Linked DNA regions of Homo sapiens: all the other regions are linked to region 1. The links are chromatin contacts, found by Hi-C or POLR2A ChIA-PET in ENCODE. All regions are on one chromosome and are shown on one strand. The core of a region is the stretch at or near the end of the contact, and the rest is flanking DNA. Distances in the headings are between cores, read along the strand shown.

Region 1 (4,987 bases), core at 1,036-3,535:
CCAGGCTGGAGTGCAATGGCGCGATCACTGCTCGCTGCAACCTCCGCCTCCTGGTTTCAAGCGATTCTCCTGCCTCAGCCTCCCGAATAGCTGGGATTACAGGCGTGCGCCACCAAGCCCGGCTAATTTTGTATTTTTAGTAGAAAGACAGTTTCACCATGTTGGTCAGGCTGGTCTCAAACTCCTGACCTTAAGTGATCCGCCCGCCTTGGCTTCCCAAAGTACTGAGATTACAGCCATGTGCCACTACACCCAGATAATTTTCTATTTTTAGTAGAGATGGGGGTTTCACTATGTTGGTCAAGCTGGTCTCGAACTCCTGATCTCAAGTGATCCACCGCCTCTGCCTCCCACAGTGCTGGGATTACAGGCGTGAGCCACTGTGCTTGTCCTTCTTCACCTATTCTAATCTTCTTTAAACATTACCTTTTAAAGAAGGCTGTTCTTACCTTCTAAACAACTATCTTTTTCCAGGGAGGCAGGTGCAAACTCTGCCAAGAAATCCCAAGAATGCAAAAATACTTCTCAATTTGTCTGTCTTTAATATTCAAAAGCAAATTGCCCCTCACCAACTTCCAGCCCAGTCTCACTCATGCTTTGTGGTGTGAACTGCAGGCTGATTTTGATTGTTGAGAGCAGTGCAAGGAAGACAAGTCTGGCCTTCCTTATATTAACAAATGGCACTCACTGCAATAGGACCTATCTGGGACCAATCCAAGCTGTCCATGGACCCTAACTAGCTCCTTCCTGGTTGGGCAGAAGCCTCTGGAAACAGAGTAGGTTTAAGATTTCAGAACAGGTCCTCATTATTTGCCAAATTCTTTCTTCCCTTTGTAAACGATTATGCTAGTTTAAACACCAAAAGGGAGCCAGCCGGAGAGACATTAAAATGAGTAGCTTCAGTAATGTAAATAATCCATTACTTCAACTAGTTCTGCTTTATTCCTACCACAGGCCTAAAATTTGGCAAGGAAGTTGAGCAAGCCTGGCGGCATAAGCCAGAGCTCACAAGAACTAGCCTATCTCTGTGAAGGTGTGCAGTAAACACTTCACATTAAAATGGCCCAGTAACTTGGACATTTTGGGAAGCCTGTACCCAAAGGGCAGGTGCAAGTTGGTGCCCATATTGGTATAGAGGTAGCCAGTTAAGTGAGCATTTAATAGAGCCAGCTATTTTGCGTGTAAGAAACCCAAGTGGGTCCTTGGGAGCCCAGGTGAAAAACTTCCCATGTGTGGTAGAGGGATAACCTAGGTTCAGTCAACATCTAAAGATCCCACTATAGCCAACGAAGGCCTTATTGTTACGGACTCCCAACTTCGTTTCGCCACCAGCCAGAAAGGCGGTAGGAAACAGGCTTGGTAAAATAAACCCAATAAGAACGAATGAAAGAGACACACCAGACCACAGGCGCTGCCAAAACTCATTTTTCATTAACACGGGGTGGGGTCCCAGGCTCAGGCCCCCGGGCCCGATCATGGCCCCAGTCCGCACAGAGCGCCCGGCCCTGGCCGCCCGCAGCTCCACCGCTCAGCCAGTGATGCGCACATCCGTGCGGCGGCGGATCCGCCGGGCCCGAGCCGCCTCGGGCAGGATGGCGAGCAGCTGCTCTTGCACCAGCATCTCCACGATCTGCTCCTTGGTGCGGATGTCAGGCCGCAGCCACTGGCGGGACAGCTCCCGCAGCTGCCGGAAAGCCTCCCGGGGACCCGCCGCATCCTGGTAGCGGAACTGCCGGAAACGCTGGCGGAACGTCTCGGGACCGAGTCTAGAGCCGGCGGGGCCTGGTGTGGAGCGCGCTTCAGCTTCGGCCTGAGGCGCTACGCTCACGGGTGCGGGCCCGAGAGGCAGCTCCAGGGCCGCGGAGGCCGCAGCTCGGGGCGTAGGGATGGCTTCAGGGACCGCGGCGTTGGGACTGGAAGGCTCAGGGGCAGGCGGTGAGGCCTCTGGCAGCGAGGAGCCCACACAGTTACGCTCAGGGGCTGAGCTCGAACCGGCTCCTTCCAGTTTCTCCGGTGGCACCGCCGCGGGACTCCCAGTGGCCGCCAAGATCGGCTCCGTAGCCGCCATAACTCCAGCTCCGGGCGTCACTCTTTGTCCGGTAGCTGTGTGCTCAGCACTGCGTCTGCGCGGGGGTGGGGTGAGCAGGGAGACGTTTCCGGTTAAAGGGCAGAGCTCGCGTCACCCTTGAGGGAGTCGGACTCGGGACCGGCCGAGAGTGTGCGGAGCTTACCTGCACCAGCGAAGCGCCTGCGGCAGCCGGAAGCGAAAGTCTCTGGCTTCTCTGCGTCCAGGTCGGCGCGCGAGCACCCGGAAGCCGCTTGCGGGCTCCCGGAAGCGGCGCCCTCTAGCGTTCTCGAGTCGCATGAGGCGGCTGCTGCCCTCGCGGTGCGGGAGGGCGAGCTGCGCGTGGCCTGGGCTCCTTCCGAATGGTGGCGCCTCTGAGCGCCAGTTCGAGGAGGAGTCGGAGGAGGAGCCTGAATGTTTGGAGATAGACTTCAAGTCCCGGACCTTATCCGTGCGCCGCTTCGGTTTGCAGGTGACCTTTGCGTGCGGGCGCCCCTTCTGATTGACCCTGATGAGCTGTAGCTCTGATGGCCCCTCCTTCGGGAATGATTAGGGTGACGGCTGGCCGGGGCTCGTTCGAGTGGCGCCCGGCCGGTGGTGACCCGAACAGGAGAGCGGGACGGCGACCATTCTCTCGGGAGGGGCCCATCTGGAGAAAGTCCTCTCGCTTGGTCAAACTAGGAGGGCGATAGCACCGGCCTTACTGCGACGATGACAAAGTACAACACACCGTCTGGCGCGAAGGAGATGCTCGAGAACCCTTTGCTGTTGTTATTTTTCGCGTGTCCTCCGAAACCAAGGGAAATGCGGCTCTGTGGGTTCTGTTAACGTCAGCATTTAATAAGTGAACTCTAAATGCATTGCCCCTTATGGTGGCCGCTGGCCTCCTGAGTTGACTCAGCTCTTGCAACGTAGCTAGTTGATAACCCTCGAAATATAGCGAATTGAGATGTGCTATATTGTAAAATACGGGACTTAGTACGAAAAAACTGATGTAAAAATTATCTCAATACTTTTTAATACTGATTACATGTTGGAATATAATGTTTTGCATATATTGGGTCAAATAAAAATGTTATTAATTTCACCTGTGTTTTTACTTTTTAAATGCAGCTTCTAAAAACATTTAAATTGCATGTGCAGTTTACATTATATTTCTGTTGAGCAGCCTTGGGTTAGAGTGTTGGAGTGAGGCTACCTTGGTGGAATCCCCTTTGACGATACCCAGCTCAGAGTTGTTAGGAGGATTAAATAAATTAAGCCGTTGGAGAGAAAGGGCTTTTAAGAAGTTTGCTCTTGTTTTTATTAGGTAAACTGCTTGCTATCTCTGAGCTACTGTTTTCTTATCAGTAAAATGTGGATGTAATAGAACTTACCTCTCAGAGGTAATTGAGAATTCAGTGAGATGATGTAGGTAAAAGCACGTGGCCCTGACAGCCCTCGGCCAGGTGGTTTTCTGTTTGGTAGCTGACTCACAAATAGTTTTGTTTTTGTTTTTGTTTTTGTTTTGAGACTGAGTCCTCCGCCTACCGGGTTCAAGCGATTCTCCTCCCTCCGCCTCCCGAGTAGCTGGGATTACAGGCGCCCACCACCACACCCGGCTAATATTTTATATTTTTGGTACAGATGGAGTTTCACCGTGTTGGCCAGACTGGTCTCGAACTCTTGACCTCAGGTGATCCACTCTCCTCAGCCTCCCAAAGTGCTGGCATTACAGGCGTGAGCCACCGTGCCGGGCCACAAATAGGTTTTATATCCTCATTTTACAGAAGGGGAAACTGAGGCCCTCAAAGGACAGGGGCCTCATATGAAAGGTTTTCTATGACCTTGCAGTCCTTTTGAGCCCGTGCAGGATGGAGGAGCAGGTTTAACAACCATTAACATGCCATTAGCCCTGATATAAAACTTACCCCTACCATAGGATGTTTCCTTTGGATGGGTAGAAGTGGACCCTCATGAAATCATTTCCATAGCCTGAAAACCTTGAAAGTCGTTGCAGTGGGCCTTTAATGTTTTTTAGTTGCTGACATGTAAAAATTGGGAGATTTCACATGCAAATCTGGATTTCTAATTTTTCTTGAAAAAACGGAAGAGCTGGCCACACTGGACCCAAATTCCTGCTGGTCAACAATCAGCTGACACTGAGTAGAGACGACTTCCTTTAGACAAGATACTCTGTCCCATTTGGTCTCAATCTCAACCATTCCCTATGGTTCTCTGAAATAGAATGTTGTTTGCATTTACTGTTGCTCTCAGGTTGTTGCTTTATTTAGAGTTGATATTTTTCTCTCTTTTCTTTTTAGAGGTGAGAAAGCAGGGTCTTAGTGTTTGTTATGCCTACTGGCTTCAAACCTTGACTTCTGTCTGGCCCCTCAGTAGTTGGGTTTGCTGCCCAGAGTGACCAACAGTGCTATTCCCTGTGTGGTAACAGGTACTCAGTTTCTAGGCCTAAGGGAGCACACTAACCCTTCTGTGGAGGCAAGAGGTGATAGAAGTCTTCACTGGGGAGGAGACTTCAAGCTGAGACTCAAGAACAAAATGGGTGGGGCTCAGGGACATTCCAGGTAGAAGGTACTGCCTGTACAAAGGCACATAGTGAGTAGGAGCAAAACTGTGGAAACTGCAGGCTATATGGGAAAGTGGTTGGGATCTGGAGAAGGGGTGAGAGATGAGGTTGGAACACTGGTGGGGGTTAAATCATAAATGTCCTAGAATTCCATGTTTAAAATTTAGTTATTATCTTCTTGTGAAAGGGAATGAACTTTTGTGGCACCTGGAATCATGAGATGTTATGTTAGATCTCTAGTCTATTTCTTCCATCCCTATTGAAATCGTGAATTATTAGAGATAGGAGGAGGGACCTGAGAGATCTATTAGAATCATTGAATGTCAGACTGGAAGGGCCCTTAGAAATGGAATTTA
Region 2 (4,987 bases), core at 1,789-4,288, 1.1 Mb after region 1:
AATGTTTTCTGATCTCACAGAACTTCACATCTGGAGCTAAGAAGAGGAACAGATACTATCATTTATAATTGGTGAGATATACAAGCTATAAGAAGAACTGAAGATAAAGTGTTGTAGGAGAATATAGTGCAGTGAATAACTGATTTTGACTACAGTTTAGGGAAGGCCTCACAAAAGGAGACAAAATTTGTAAATCAATAAAAATGTAAGCAGGAGTTTGTCAGGTAGACTAGAGAGGGGTAGGGATTGGAGAAAGACTTCTTAGGAAGCATGAGATATATGAAAATGACTACTCCAAATACCTTTAAAAAATTGATTTTAAAAAAAGAGGAAAATAAACACTGGATAGAATAAACACAAAATTTCAGTTCATACATTTGTGCTTTCTAAAGCAAGCATTGGGCTGGGCTCGGTGGCTCATGCTTGTAATCCCAATGCTCTGGGAGGCTGCGGCAGAAAAATCACTTGAGGCCAGTTCAAGACCAGCTTGGGCAACATAGTCAGATACTATCTCCACAAAAAATTGAAAAATTAGCTGAGCACCGTGGTGCATGCCTATAGTCCCAGCTACTGGGGAGGCTGAAGCAGGAACATCACTTGAGCACAGAAGTTTGAGTTTACAGTGAGCTATAATTGCACCACTGCATTCCAGGCCTGGTCAAAAGAGCAAGACCCTGTTTCTTTCCATTTTTTTTTTTTTTTTGAGATGGAGTTACACTCTTGTGCAGGGTGGAGTGCAATGGCGTGATCTTGGCTCACTGCAACCTCTACCTCCTGGTTTCAAGAGATTCTCCTGCCTCAGCCTCCTGAGTAGCTGGGATTACAAGTGCACGTCACCATGCTCAGCTAATTTTATATTTTTAGTAGAGACGGGGTTTCACCATGCTGGCCAGGCTGGTCTTGGACCCCTGACCTAAGGTGATCTGCCCACCTCAGCCTCCCAAAGTGGTGGGATTACAGGTGTGAGCCACCGTGCGCCCGGCCAAGACCCTGTTTCTAAGGAAGAAAAAAAGAAAGAAAAAATAAATAAGTAGAGCAAACATTGAAGATGTCCTATTCAACTCTGCCTAACTAGAGATTTAGCTCTCAACTTTTCCTGGTGTTGGGGGTGAGGGGAAATATTCCAGGCAGAGGGAATGGCATGGATATACCACAAAACTGGGAACAAACTTGTCATATTCAAGAATCTGAAACAGGTGCATGCCTTGACCATAGTTTGACACAGTAAATGCTTATTCAATGACAGATGGTGTGACCTTGGGCAAGAGAGACCAAATCAGACCTAGGATGTCAGAAATGCTTTCTCAGGCTTTCAAAAATCAATCTGTTTTCAATTGAGACGCCATTCATTCTAATCTCCCTTACTTTCTTATTCTTCCCACAGCTCTCCAGTCATGCCACCCACGGATGTGGACCATTGTCCTTTACCCAGTCTATCCAGTTCTGAAGACACTTTTTTCAGGTACTACTCCTTCATATATAGGCACACATACAATCGACACTTTTCCAACTCTATGCCTTTGAACCCAGCAATTATTTCACTGGGTGGTGAGTCAGTGGTGCACCCTGGGAGTGGGTCCAGCGCCCTTGGCACATGAAAGCCTTTGAACATGAGGCCAGTGGTGCTACATGAAATACACTCCATCACAATTCTGTCTACACTGGGCTTATGCTCGTCTGGGTTTCTTTCTCTGTTTTTAGATAGAGTCTTGCTGTCACCCAGGCTGGAGTGCAGTGGTGTGATCTCCACTCACTGCGGCCTATGCCTCCTGGGTTTAAGCAATTCTCCTGCCTCAGCCTCCCGAGTAGCTAGATTACAGGCAGGCGCCACCACACCCAGCTAGTTTTTGTATTTTTTTAGTAGAGATGGGGTTTCGCCGTGTTGCCCAGGTTAGTCTCGAACTCCTGGCCTCAAGTGATCCGCCCGCCTTGGCCTCCCAAAGTGCTGGGATTATAGGCGTGAGCCGCCACGCCCAGCCTGGGTTTCTATATTAGAATAATCCTAGGCAAGACAACCTTCTGAGCCTTGCCATTATCACCTGGAAAGCAGTCTAATACTCATTGCCATGCCATGTTCACAGGGCTGTTGCGAGGATAAAATGCAAGAATGATGGGGAAAAAAATCAAGTAATTATAACTGACATTTGTTTTATTCAGAGCCAGACACTGATGCAAAGCATCAGGACGATGCTCTGACGGAGGAGGAAACGTAGGGCTGAGATCAGCTTCGTGTGCACATTGGCTTTGATCAAACTGCTGCACAGCGACCGGCAGCTCCACCCTGGTGAAGCAGAGGGTGGAGGTTAAACGGCTCAGACCCTGGGTCTGGCTCCATCTCTAACCGTGTGACCTTGGGCCTGTAGCTTAACCCGTCTAGGGCTCCGCTTCCTCTTGCGTGAAATGGGGATCACAGAAGGGGTTCAGACGGAACTGAGGGTCCATTTAAAGCTCTGGGCAGTGATGTCTTGGCATGCAGTTCATTTTCACTTTACCATTATATTTGTTCTTACTGATTTAAGGGCAGCACCATGACTTTTGTGGCGCTTGGCGGGGTAGAGGGAAGTGTGGTCAGGAAGCCTGGGGTCTGAGCGGCGCGGGACCTAGGCCGCTCCTTTCCTGAGCTTCAGTTTCCCGCCTCAAAATGATGGGTGGATTGGCTGAGCTACACCCACCTTTCCCGCCCCTCGGCGCTTGGCTGCGCAGCGACCCTCCTAGGTGGGGAAACTCCCACCACCCCATAGGCCGAGGAAGGGGCGGGGCAGGGGTGGGGCCTGGCGAGGGTAGGGTCCGGCCGCCCCACCTGCTGCCGCTCACCTCTAGGCTGTAGTTGCCTCGGATGGCAGTAAAGTCGTCCAGGGCTTCGGCCGCGCTCCCCTCGTCCAGGTTCAGCTCCTGGCACAGGGCCTGTAGCGCCTCCCCGGCTGCGGCGACCACCGCCGCCCCCTCAGCGTGGGGCTTGTCCTCGAACATCCCTTCAGGCCCCGCGGGCTGCGCGCCACGGCCCCCGACTTCTTTCTCCCTCCCAGGCGCGCTACCCACAACCACCTGCGCCAAAGCGCGCGAAAATCTGCAGCTGCGGGACGTGTTGTCATCCACCGTCTGCCTCCGCTTTTCTCCTCAAAAAAAGTCCGTTTTTCCTCCGGAGCTCCTAGCAGTCCCTCCCCGGAAATGTGATAAGAAGATGTACCTCAGATTCTGAAAGACCTGTCCTTGGCCCTTGGCTGGTCGCGGGGGGCCCAGCCGGCGGGACAGAAAAAGAGCGGAGGGATCCTCAGCCCGCGCGCAGAGCCTGCTGGGAGGTGTAGTCCATCTCTTGGGAGATGAAGCCCGCGGCCTCCCCCTGTCTTCCTGGTTAGGCTCTTGGGTTTTGGGGCAGGGCTGGGCTGCCTACTGCGAGGTGGCCTCGTGCAGCGTAGTGAGATGCCTCCTCTATCCACGGGCCCTGGGTTTGTCACTGTCCCTGGGCGCCAAACATAATCTGAGCTGTACCCCTTGAGTTAGGAGATGGAGGCTGGAAGAGAAAAAAGTAGCCCCTGGACGAAGAGGGGCCTCTTGGGACTCTCCCCAAAGTCCTAGTGCCCAGTGAGTGGTTCGCTAAATGACAGAGGGGAAGGATTGGTGACGGATATTAGAAGACGAATCCTCATCTCATGCTAGTCGCTAAAAGAGGCAGGCAGAGAAGACTGCAGTAAATGAGGCAGGAGAATAGGGTCTGGAGGCAGGGAACCTATGGCTGTTTCACGTGACTTCTTAGAACTAAATTGAAAGGAAAACCCCAACTTTCCACGCCTAAGTAACAAAAGAACCAGAGGCTGTTCCCTTGGACCTTTTCTGCATGGCAGATGGGAAATTGGCTGTCTGCAACAAATCACACTGAGCGCCTTCCAGTCTTTGTTTGCAACTTTGTAACTTCACTCCAGCCTCTGAACGGTTGCTGTCCACAACCAATCAGACTGATGGCGGGAGAGTCTTCCTTTGCATAGAAGTATAATTTTGTTAACTTCACCCTGGCCTCTGATTGGTTGCTTTCTGCAACCACTCAGACTGATTGTGGGCTACCACTTCAGTTACATCAAGAGAGCATAAAGTGGCCAATGGGAAACTTCTAGAGGGTATTTGGACCCCAGAAGATTCTGTGTCTGGGCCCTTGAGCTGCTGCGTGGGTTCGCTTCCCCACTATGGAGTGTACTTTTGTTTTCAATAAATCCCTGTCTTCGTTCTTTTGTTGTTCCATTATTTGCTTTGCCTGTAATCCCAGTACTTTGGGAGGCCGAGGCAGGTGGATCACTTGAGTCCAGGAGTTTGAGACCAGTCAGGCCAACAAGGCAAAACCCCGTCACTACTAAAAATATAAAAATTAGCTGGGCGTGTGGGTGCACTTGTGTAATCCTAACAACCTGGGCAACTGAGACATGAGAATAAAGAATCGCTTGAACCGAGGAGGCAGAGGCTGTAGTAAGCCAAGATTGCACCACTGCACTCCAGTCTGGGTAACAGAGTGAGACTCTGTCTCAAAAACAAACAACTGAGGACACATCTGTCAAACCCAGCCTCACCTGCATGCATTTAAAAAAACCAAAAATCAATATGCCCTTCCTTATATTGGTTTTATTTTTTCTTATTATCCCAGGACATGCCCATTTAACCCAAAATTGAGCTTTTCTGAATAGAAAATGAAGTATGGAAGGCCGGTTGCAGTGGCTCACACCTGTAATCCCAGCACTTTGGGAGGCTGAGGCAGGCGGGTCACCAGATCAGGAGATCGAGATCATCCTGGCCAACATGGTGAAACCCCGTCTCTACTAAAAATACAAAAATTAGCTGGGCATGGTGGCGGGCGCTTGTAATCCCAGCTACTTGGCAGGCTGAGGTAGAAGAATCGCTGGAACCTGGGAGGCGGAGGTTGCAGTAAGCCAAGATCGTGCCACTGCACTCCAGCCTGGTGACAGAGCGAGACTCCGTCTCAAAAAAAAAAAAAAAAAAAAGA
Region 3 (4,987 bases), core at 670-3,169, 1.1 Mb before region 1:
CTGTCGCCCAGGCAGGAATGTCATGGAATGACCATAGCATGGCTCATTGCAGCCTTGACCTCCCAGGCTCAAGCGATCCTCCCACCTCAGCCTCCTGAGTAGCTGGGACTACAAGTACAAGCCACATCAGGTGGCTAATTTTTTTTATTTCTTTTGTAGAGATGGGGTCTGCCAGCTCCTGGGCTCAAGAAATCCTCCCACCTTGGCCTCCCAAAGTGTTGGGATTACAGGCGTGAGCCACTGTGGCTGGCCGGAGCACCTCTTAAAACTCTAGAAAGTTAGAAGGTCTCAAAGATAACTTCTTTGCACAATTAGAGATGAACCAGGAAATACCAAATAACTGGCTGCCTATACTTTTTTGTATTCCCTTCAGCCTTTGTATTGCCACACTCATTACAGGAAGAAAACAAATTTAATAGTTATCTGGTATATACTGTTATGCTTCATTTCTTGTTGTTTTTGTTTGTTTGCTTTTAGTTTCATCACAAGAATGTTATGCTTCATTTCTTAACACCTTTCTCCCAGCTAGCAAATTCCTTTAAGGCAATGTGTTTAGTGAGGAAGCAGCCGACAATTTCTAGTACCCCTCTGCCACTAACTTGTAAGATCTTGAAAAGTCAACTTTACCTTTCTATGTTTCAGCTAAAATCACTACCTGATTTGAAATCTTTACTTGATCTCTCAGGCCTTTGTAGTTTTTATACATTCACTCTTCTTCACCATTTTACTGGCTTCAATAACGCCTTTCTGATGACCTCTCCAGGTGACTCTGCTCTTAAGCTGTGGGCTGTCCCCTTCCAGGGAAGACACCTTGGGTCACCGCCCCCAAACAGCCAGGTCCCTCCTTTTAAAGACACACACAACTCCCTAAGTTGATAAAGGTTCTCTCCTTCCTTGCCAACCAGTTCCACTCTCTGTGCCTCTTTTGCTGGCCAGCTCCTGCACCCAAACCTCAGTCTCCCTTTGTCCCCCTTTTCTCTCATCAAACACCTCCTTTTTCCTGTTGCTTCCCCCAAGAGGGGGTGGAGGATGCTTGGGACATAAGTCTTCAGAGCCTTGGGAGTTATACAGCTTTGCAATTCAGCCCCAGTACCCCAAGGACTGCCCCAATCTGAACCAGCGTCTGTACCCAAAGGGCCCTCATTCCTCATCAATCACCTCCTTCCCTCCCAGCAAAGAACTGCTCCAGCCCTGACAGCCTGAGCTTGGCCCCCATGCCTCCACCCCAATCCCCAGGTCCTACCTGCATTAGGGCTCTAACACCGCCTAAGGCCTAACCCAGTTCCACGTCCTGCCATCCTCTCAGCCCATAGACCCCAATCCCGGTTCCCTTCGGACCCAGTGTTCCTTCTCCGCGACCCTGACCACGACCCCACGACCGGCTCCCGCCTGTTCCCCAGGCCTGGAGCGCCACCCCGTGCAGACCCCGGCCAGCCCTGCACTCCCTCAGTGCACCGGCCCCCGCGCCCAGCACCCTCCCCACCCAGCCCGGCCGCCGCTCCCTCCAGCGCCCCCGCCCGCAGGCCTGGGGCCCGCTCCCCAACATGGCGACGGGGACACAAGCGCGGCGGGCGGGGCGGCTCCGGGCCGGGCCCGCTCTCAGACCGTGCCACTCGGTCGCCCGGCGCCATTTTTCCGCGCGGGCCCGGGCGGCGCCTCCTCCCCGCGAAGCCAGCCCGACAAGGACCGCGGACGCCCGGCGGGCCCACCCCTTACGGGCCCGCGCCGCCGTCCCCTCACCTGAGCGCGGCCCCGGCCCTCCCGGGCGGGCCTTGGAGCGCCGGCCCGGGCCGTGCGTGCCCGCCGCCCTCGGTGCGTCCGTCCGTCAGTCCTCGCGTGCGCCCGTCTGTCCCGCCGCCCGCGCCCGGCCGCCCGCAGCCCGACCCGGCAGGGCCTCACGGAGCCGGCGGGGAGGGGGATGGGCCGGACCGGGCCGGGGAGGGAGGGGGAGGGAGGGAGAGAGGGAGGGAGCGCGAGAGGGGGCGGGGCGGACTCGAGGGGCGGGGCATTGCCCACGTGACCAGACGTCCCCGGGAGCGCGAGGTGGAGCGCGCGCCAGCTCCCTTCGGTGCTGAGTGCTTAGTGCTGGGATCTCGTGGGTCTCTGTCGGCTTTCCAGGGCTATTCTCTCGCCAGTGAGTCCCACTTCGGAAGCACACATTGCACAGTCTTTTGCGAGCGCTCTGAGTATCCTTGGACATGGCAACTCCAAGCCTCAGTTTACCCATCTGAAATATGGGGAAAATCATAGTGCTTGTGAAGAGCAAATGGAGGTGGGCTTGGAAAGCACTTGTCACCGTGCCTGACACATACTGTCTAATAATAAGCTTAATGGGATATAGATAAAAGCTTTCATTATTATTTGCCTCTAAATCCCTCTCTTCTTTTTCCCATCATTACCTCCCTAGCAAGCTAAAATGCTCAGTAAATAGAATTATTGATCGAACGAGTGTGGCCCCTCCCCTCTTCCCAAACGTAGAAAGGCCTCCTCAGCACTGGACTTCATGTCTGTCATACAGGCCTGGATTCATATCTGGCTTTCACTCTTTTTTAAAAATTTTCTGTTTTTTCCCACACTACACTGATGTATTTTTTAAATTTTCGTAAGTACGTAGTAGGTGAATATATTTATGGGGTACATGAGATTTTGATACAGGCATGCGATGTGTAATCACATCATGGTAAATGGGGTATCTAGCAACTCAAGCATTTATCCTTTGTGTTACAAATAACCCAATTATACTCTAGTTATTTTAAAATGTACAAGTAAATTTTGTGTGTGTGTGGTTTTTTTTTTGTTTTTTGTTTTATTTTTGTTTTTTTGAGACGGAGTCTCACTCCGTCGCCCAGGCTGGAGTGCAGTGGCGCGATCTCAGCTCACTGCAACTTCCGCCTCCCTGGTTCAAGGGATTCGCCTGCCTCAGCCTCCTGAGTAGCTGGTACTACAGGCGCATGCCACCACGCCCAGCTAATTTTTGTATATTTTTTAAGTAGAGATGGGGTTTCACCATATTGGCCGGGCTGGTCAGGAACTCCTGACCTCATGATCCGCCCGCCTCTGCCCCTCAAAGTGCTGGGATTATAGGCGTGAGCCACCGCGCCCGGCCAATTGTTTTTTACTGTAGTCACCTTCTTGTGCTAGCAAATACTAGGTCTTATTCTTTCTAACTATTCTTTTGTACCCGTTAATCATTCCCACTTCCCACCTACCTCCCCATTAATCTTACCAGCCTCTGGTAACCCTCCTTCTATTCTCTATCTCCATGAGTTCAATTGTTTTAATTTTTCGCTCCTGGCCCGGCATGGTGGCTCACGCCTGTAATCCTAGCACTTTGGGAGGCCAAGATGGGCGGATCACCTGAGGTCAGGAGTTCAAGACCAGCCTGGCCAACATGGTGAAACCCTGTCTCTACTAAAATACAAAAGCTAGGTGGGCATGATGGCGGGTGCCTGTAATCCCAGCTACTCAGGAGGCTGAGACGGGAGAATCTCTTGAACCTGGGAGATGGTGGTTGCGGTGAGCCTAGCTCGCGCCACTGCACTCCAGCCTAGGTGGCTGAGTGAGACTCCGTCTCAAAAAAAAATAAAAAATAGTTAATTTTTTGCTCCCACAAATAAGTGAGAACATGTGAAGTTTGTCTTTCTGTGCCCGGCTTCTTTCACATAACATAATGACCTCCAGTTCCATCCATATTGTTGCAAATGACACGATCTCACTCTTTTTTAATGGCGGAATAGTATTCCATTGTGTATATGTACATTTTATTTATCCATTCATCTGTTGATGGACACTTAGGTTGCTTCCAAATCTTGGCTGTTGTGAACAGGGATGCAGTAAACATGAGAGTGCAGATCTCTTCCATACACTGATTTCCTTTCTTTCCGGTGTATACCTAAGAATGGGATTGCTGGATTGTATGGCAGCTCTCTTTGGCTTTCGCTCTTGATAGCTGTCCTTGCCTCTCTGAACTTGAGCATCTTCATCTGTAAAATGGGAGTTGGGGTCTGTTCTGAGCATCCCAGGAGATAGAGGATGAGCAGGTGGATTGTAAACTAATTAAACAAATCAGTCCTACTGATCCCATAGAAGAAAGGGAGTCAGGAACCCTTTCATTCCATCAATATTTATTGAGTACACACAGTGTGCTTGGACTGGTGTAGTAGATACCCACCATCTTTTCACATTACCCTGACCGCCCTCTAATCTATTCTCCACCCTGCTGTCAGAGTAATGTTTCTAATGATCAGAAATATGATCATGTCACTACTCTACTTAAAAGTATCTGTTGATGGCCAGGTGCAGTGGCTCACACCTGTAATCCCAACACTTTGGGAGGCTGAGGCAGGTGGATTGTTTGAGCCCAGGAGTTCAAGACCGGGCTGAGCAACATGGCAAACGCTGTCTCAACAAAAAATACAAAAATGGCTGGGCTCAGTGGCTCATGCCTATAATTCCAGCACTTTGGGAGGTCGAGGTGGGTGGATCACGTCAGCTCAGAAGTTCGAGACTAGTCTGGGCAACATGGCAAAACCCCATCTCTACTGAAAATACAAAAATTAGCTGGGCATGGTGGTGCACACCTGTAGTCCCAGCTAATCGGGAGGCTGAGGCATGAGGCAAGAATCACTTGAGCTGGAAGGTGGAGGCTTCAGTGAGCCGAGATAACACCACTGCCCTCCTGCCTGGGTGGCAAAGGGAAACCGTGTCTCAAAAAGACAACAAAAGACAAAAACATAGCAGGCATGGTGCTGCACACCTGTGGCCCCAGCCACTTTGGAGGTTGAGGTGGGAGGATTGCCTGAGCCTGGGAGGTTGAGGCTGCAGTAAGCTAAGATCATATCATTGCACTCCAGCCTGGGCAATAGAGTGAGACCCTGTCTCAAAAAAAAAAAAAAATCTGATGGCTCTACATTGCTCTTAAGATAAAGGCCAAGCCGGGCGCGGTGGCTCACGCCTGTAATCCCAGCACTTTGGGAGGCCGAGGCGG

Evidence for each region. Hi-C counts contacts between places; a loop is a spot of excess contacts on that map. ChIA-PET counts read pairs that join two places held with the same protein, here RNA polymerase II (POLR2A). Pooled maps may share reads with other maps.
Region 2: a map of B cell shows a loop between it and region 1 (11-fold over the local background). The contact joins the promoter of RBL1 here to the promoter of SCAND1 in region 1. A Hi-C loop is called at or near these places in 3 of 168 maps with a recorded cell type or tissue (B cell, CD4-positive, alpha-beta memory T cell and CD8-positive, alpha-beta T cell), 2 of 37 single-sample maps with no recorded cell type and 10 of 50 pooled maps.
Region 3: a map of CD8-positive, alpha-beta T cell shows a loop between it and region 1 (6-fold over the local background). The contact joins the promoter of NCOA6 here to the promoter of SCAND1 in region 1. A Hi-C loop is called at or near these places in 3 of 168 maps with a recorded cell type or tissue (CD4-positive, alpha-beta memory T cell, CD8-positive, alpha-beta T cell and naive thymus-derived CD4-positive, alpha-beta T cell) and 10 of 50 pooled maps. POLR2A ChIA-PET finds 5 or more read pairs at or near these places in 1 of 52 experiments (Caco-2).

The regions. Positions count from the first base shown.
Region 1 is chr20:35,952,217-35,957,203 of GRCh38, forward strand. SCAND1 (SCAN domain containing 1) reads right to left here and starts at 2,286. Exons shown (of 2, transcript NM_033630.3): 1 at 2,232-2,286; 2 at 1,408-2,123. The coding sequence starts at 2,068. The coding sequence ends at 1,529. It also overlaps a transcript of CNBD2 not described here. RefSeq lists enhancers at 1,804-1,883, 2,004-2,263, 2,344-2,543, 2,644-2,853.
Region 2 is chr20:37,092,959-37,097,945 of GRCh38, forward strand. It overlaps RBL1 (RB transcriptional corepressor like 1), which reads right to left and starts at 3,039. Exons shown (of 22, transcript NM_002895.5): 1 at 2,815-3,039. The coding sequence starts at 2,970. RefSeq lists enhancers at 2,398-2,497, 2,731-3,407, 3,058-3,327, 3,448-3,497 and a silencer at 2,768-2,827.
Region 3 is chr20:34,823,732-34,828,718 of GRCh38, forward strand. NCOA6 (nuclear receptor coactivator 6) reads right to left here and starts at 1,920. Exons shown (of 15, transcript NM_014071.5): 1 at 1,741-1,920. RefSeq lists silencers at 1,387-1,826, 1,837-2,026.